Linked DNA regions of Homo sapiens: region 1 is linked to region 2. A link is an interaction called in ENCODE POLR2A ChIA-PET data of the cell type or tissue named here. Cell type or tissue: MCF 10A. All regions are shown on one strand.

The links. ChIA-PET counts read pairs that join two places held together with the same protein. Peaks named below come from ENCODE experiments on the same cell type or tissue, not always from the same donor. Only the 100,000 strongest peaks of a DNase experiment are listed, where the experiment ranks them.
Region 1: POLR2A ChIA-PET joins it to region 2 with 6 read pairs; 8 of 35 experiments call an interaction of 5 or more read pairs at or near these places.

The regions. Positions count from the first base shown.
Region 1 is chr20:38,431,820-38,434,319 of GRCh38, forward strand. All of the region lies in intron 1 of LOC124904958, which reads left to right. All of the region lies in intron 2 of SNHG17 (small nucleolar RNA host gene 17), which reads right to left. It overlaps SNORA71D (small nucleolar RNA, H/ACA box 71D), which reads right to left and starts at 2,180; the gene lies at 2,043-2,180. RefSeq lists an enhancer at 1,902-1,981. In MCF 10A, no CTCF peak of the experiment used is centred here; no DNase peak of the experiment used is centred here.
Region 2 is chr20:38,522,651-38,525,150 of GRCh38, forward strand. RALGAPB (Ral GTPase activating protein non-catalytic subunit beta) reads left to right here. Exons shown (of 30, transcript NM_020336.4): 11 at 2,128-2,295. Among named protein-coding and RNA genes, the nearest start is that of MIR548O2, 7.3 kb to the left of the region's middle. In MCF 10A, no CTCF peak of the experiment used is centred here; a DNase peak (open chromatin) is centred at 1,281.

The DNA of each region.
Region 1 (2,500 bases), 91 kb before region 2:
AGCAGGCACAAGAGGAACCCAATGTATTCATGATGGCCCCAAAGAGGGTAAAACTGGGGCCAGCACAAAGACACTCTTACCTCACCTCTCTCTACTTCCCAGACATCACGCCCAGGGAACCTGCATGCACCCACCCTTGTGGGACACAAAGCCCCAGATCTCCAGAGGACAGACCTCATAGAACACCATGGTCCACCTGCTTCCTGGCAGGGTGGAGATACCTCTCATGGGCCTCTCTGCACCAATCAGCCTCCTCTGCCAGAATCAAGAAGCCCTGGATGAGCTATCTAGACATCACCTGGTCAAACCCGTTCTGGAAAGGACAAGGAGAGTACTGGCACAGAAGCCACCAGGTGGTAAACATTTCCTAAAAGTTGGCTAGTGTTAACAGTGGTCTACGGTCTCAGCAACACGAAGAGTTCATCTAGAGAAGAACCAGTCATCAGGGACAGCTTAAGTCTCATCTTATGCACATATTGTTGAATTTGTGATCCTGAAGCAGTACACTGAAGGGGACTCTGAACCTAGGACAGGTTCTGGTGTGGCACACCAGCGTGGCGCAGTCTAGCATACACAGTAAGGGCTATGATGGGCAGGATGGCCCATCTGTCATCTGCGGGTCAGGGCTGATTACACATCTCACTCTTCTATCAGCCATGCCTAGCTATACCTCTGGCTTTGGTCGCTGACATCACAATGACAATCCTGTGGGGAAATTAATCCTGGTGGCCCACGGACAAGACCGTCAAAGAGAACACCATGGGATGACCACTGGGCCAGTGGGAAATAGCTCTGACCACCCCCACACAGGCTGCCTTGCTCAAAACTACTTCCCTGACATGCATCAATGTGCTAAGCCCTGTCACCTTACAACTGAAGTCTTTTTTGTTGTTGTTGTTTAAAGACAAGGTCTGGCTCTGCAGCCCAGGCTGGAATGCAGTAGCACAATCTCGGCTCACTGCAACCTCCACCTCCTGGCGCATGCCACCACACCTGGCTAGTGTGTGTGTGTTGTAGACAGGTTTTTGCCATATTGCCCAGGTTGGTCTTAAACTCCTGGGCTCAAGCGATCCACCCACCTCAGTCTCCCAAAGTGCTAGGATTACAGGTGTGAGCCACCACGACCAGCCACAGTTGTCTTTTTCCAGCTCCTGTTTTTTGTTTTTTGTTAGGGACATAGTCTCACTCTGTCGCCTAGGCTGGAGTGCAGGGGCATGATCTTGGCTCACTGCAACCTCCACCTCCCAGGTTCAAGCGATTCTGGTGTGCCTCAGCCTCCTGAGTAGCTGGAATTATAGGCGTGTGCCACCACACCTAGGTAATTTTTGTATTTTTTAGTAGAGATGGGGTTTCACCATGTTGGCCAGGATGGTCTTGAACTCCTGGCCTCAAGTGATCCACACTCCTTGGCCTCTCAGAGTGCTGGGATTACAGGTGTGAGCCATTGCACCCGGCCCATCTCCTGTTTTTCATTTGTTCCATAACTGCTGAAAATCAACCATCTACCAAGCACCAGGTAAGTCAAGAGACAGGACTCAGATACTGAGACAGGCGAAGTGGCTCACACCTGTAATTCCAGCACTTTGGAAGACTGAGGGAAAATCACTTGAAGCCAGGAGTTCAGGACCAGCCTGGGCAACATAGCGAGACCCTGTCTGTCCCAGCTATTTGGGAGGCTGAGGTGCGAGGATCACTTGAGTACAGGAGTTCAAGCTATGATCACGCCACTGCACACTGCACCTCAGCCTGGACAACAGAGTGAGATCCTGTCTCTAAAAAAATACAATAAAATATTAAACAAAACTCAAGACACTGTCCTCAAGGTCACAATAGAGAGAGGCAAAGACAATCAAGCCAGTAATTGCCACAGGGTGTGACTAGTGGGGGCTGCAGCTGTGGTTTCACCACCAATCCTGAGGCAGGGACTCACCCCTCATAGACCCTGGTGAACGCCTCATGGAACCCTGCACTGAGCCTTGCACAGGGAGCACTCACTAATAAGACACCAAGTGCCAGGAGGCATTTGAAAGATGGTGAGAAGGAGGTGTGAGAAAGCTCCAGAGTTTGAAAGGGACAGGAGCGGACCCTCCAAACACGGGGAAGCACTTTCCGCGATTTCTCTCCCTGCACTATCAATGACCAGGGCACAGGCAGCCCACGATCACTTTCGAATACAGGTGCAAAAAAGGGCAGGTGAGCCCACGTCAGCGTGTTAGCTGCCAGATCTCCAGAGGGAGGCTCACCCCCCAGGGAAGAGAAGGGTACCCAGGACCCTGAGAGCCATCATCACTTCACAGGCAGATTCCATCTGTCCCCACCCAGAGTCCACAGGAAAACAGACTTCTGGTAAAAATGCCTCGGCTGTACATTCAGCCCACCAGTTCTGAGTATCTACACGTGGACAGGCACCGTGGGTTCAAAATCAAGAAAAACAGCCAAGGCCTCTGCCCTCAGAGAGCCTTTGCAGTTTCCCTACTTTACAGAAAGTCAACCTCAGGGG
Region 2 (2,500 bases):
ACTGACCCTATCAGAGGGAACCAAGTACAGAATTTTATAGATATGAAAAAGAATGGTATATACAGGCAAATAGGCAGGGTTATCATAACTATCGGCGCTTGGTTTAAGCAACAGAAACCCTCTCAATCTGACTTAAGTAAAAGGAGAAGAAGTTGTGAGAAGCTAGTGATATTTATTAAATTCTAAGGTCAGGAAATGCAGTATGGCCTCATGAAGAGCAGATACTCAAGGACCAAAACAACTTTATTCCTCTCTCTTTCTCTGTCTTCCTGGTCTGCCAGAACTGCTTCATTCTTCTCTTCTCTGCAGATCATTTTCTCTTATTGTAGTGTGCTTCTGAGTTCCCAGTTTTCATTAGCCGGGCATGATGGCATTTGCCTGTAGTCCCAGCTACTCGGGAAGCTGAGGCAGAAGAATCGCTTCAACCCAGGAGGCGGAGGTTGCAGTGAGCCGAGATTGTGCCACTGCACTCCAGCCTGGGCGACAGAGTGAGACTCCGTCTCAAAAAAAAAAAAAAGTTCCCAGTTTTCATGGCCTTGGTCTAGGTGACCATCAGGACCAATTAGTATCTCTGAATTTTAATTATAGACTCCTGGGAAGGAGGATCTAATTAATCTGCCTGTCTCTGGTCTAGTCAGCTACAGTTGTGAAGGTGGGTCACATAAGGGTGTTGGAGCTCACCCACTTGTTGTGGGGGCATGTTTCTCAGGAACTCTGGGCTGGGGAGATATCCTAAATGGTACTTTGGTAGTAGGGGAGAAGGCTATCACCATGAACTTTCTGACTGAGCCATAAGACTGAATGGGTGGTAGTAGGACAAACCAAAACAACAGATTCATGAGAGGGCAAGTTATTAGTTTAGTTTTGAATCGATTGAATTTGAAGTGCCTATGGGATATTTATCAACAAATATTTATTAAGTCCTACTTTGTGCCAGATATTGTGCACAGAAGTACCATAATAATCACTAGACATCCAGATATCCAGTAAGCTTTTGGGTAATAGATCTGGAGTTCAGTTGAGAGGTGTGGGTTAGAATGATTTGATTATATTTAGTGACTTAAGAAGTGTTTAAAATCAGGTTAGTAAAAGAGAGAGCTTTGAGAACTAAGGTTGTCAGACTGAGGAACACCATCTTTAGGGGGCAGGTAGAGTAAGAGGACCTGTAAAAGAAAATGGTCATAGAAATCAGGGAAGAGCAAGGAGAGAAGGGAGTAGTTAGAGGGCTGAATGCTTTCAAAAGGCAGAATGAGTTAAGACTTAGTCATGTCTCTTGGATTTGGCAATCGAGAGCCCATTGGTTATTTGCTAGTATGGTTTTAGTTGAGTTCTAGGGAGAGAGATAGATTGAAATGGGTTGAGCAGTAACCAGTAGGTGATGAAGTTGTTTCTGAAGAGTTTTGCAGAGAAGAGAAACTCACCTCACAATAGAAGAGTATAACAGTGCAGCTGCTGTTGAATAACGGGAGATTGAATGCTTAGTAAGTTGATTAGAGGTTGGGGGTGGAGTTAAAAACTAAGCTATATTCAGGTATATTCCTAAAAGGAATCTTATTCAGGTGACCTTCATGATGAATACAGATGATCGAATGCAGGTTTCTTTCTTTCATTGTCCCCCCAAAAATAATGGGGAAGGGACAAAAATGTAAACACACCTTTTTCCCTAGGAATTACTAAATGTTGCAACATTTTTCTCTTACGGAATTTAACTCAGCAGTTCCCCCAGTTTATTGAAAAGTACTGCAGCCTGTTGTTTTGTTTTGTTCTGGTTGCCTTATTTGCAGGCCCCTAGAACTTTGAGTTGCAAGGCTTAAGGTTTGAGAAGGTGCAACAGACATGAATTTTTTTTTTTCTTCATTAAGAAAGATGATTTGGGTCTTAGTGTATATGATTCAGAATTGTTCTAATTCCAGTAATATCCTTTAAAGGGTAAAATTCCAGTAATTCCAGTAATAACTTTTAAAGGGTAAAATTCTAATAAATTCCAGTAATTCCAATAATGTCCTTTCTTTAAAGGGTAAAAATAGTGATGAGTGGAAATAGACTTTCAGTTAACTATGTAGCAAATAATAATTATGAAAACTTTTGATCAGCAGTTTGTTTAAAATTTTTTTCTTGCTTTCCTAGATTTTACATGCTTTTAATTCAAGGTTTGCAGATAAATGATTATGTGTGCCATCCTGTCTTGGCCAGCGTTATTCTAAACTCTCCTCCTTTGTTCTGCTGTGACTTGAAAGGGATTGATGTTGTGGTTCCTTACTTTATTTCAGCTCTTGAAACCATTTTGCCTGACAGGTAAGCTATCATTCTCTGCTATTATATCAACTGTCTGATTTGGCCTGGTCTGTTGGTGCTTCCTCCCCAGTTTCCTAATGTATCCTGTCCAGTTGTCTTCATAGTCCAAGAGAACTCAGGCGACATTAAATGAGTGTAGTGTGTCCAAACCCACCTCATCCCTGAAATCCTTCAGTTCTCATTTGTCTGTGGGCTTGTTGAATCG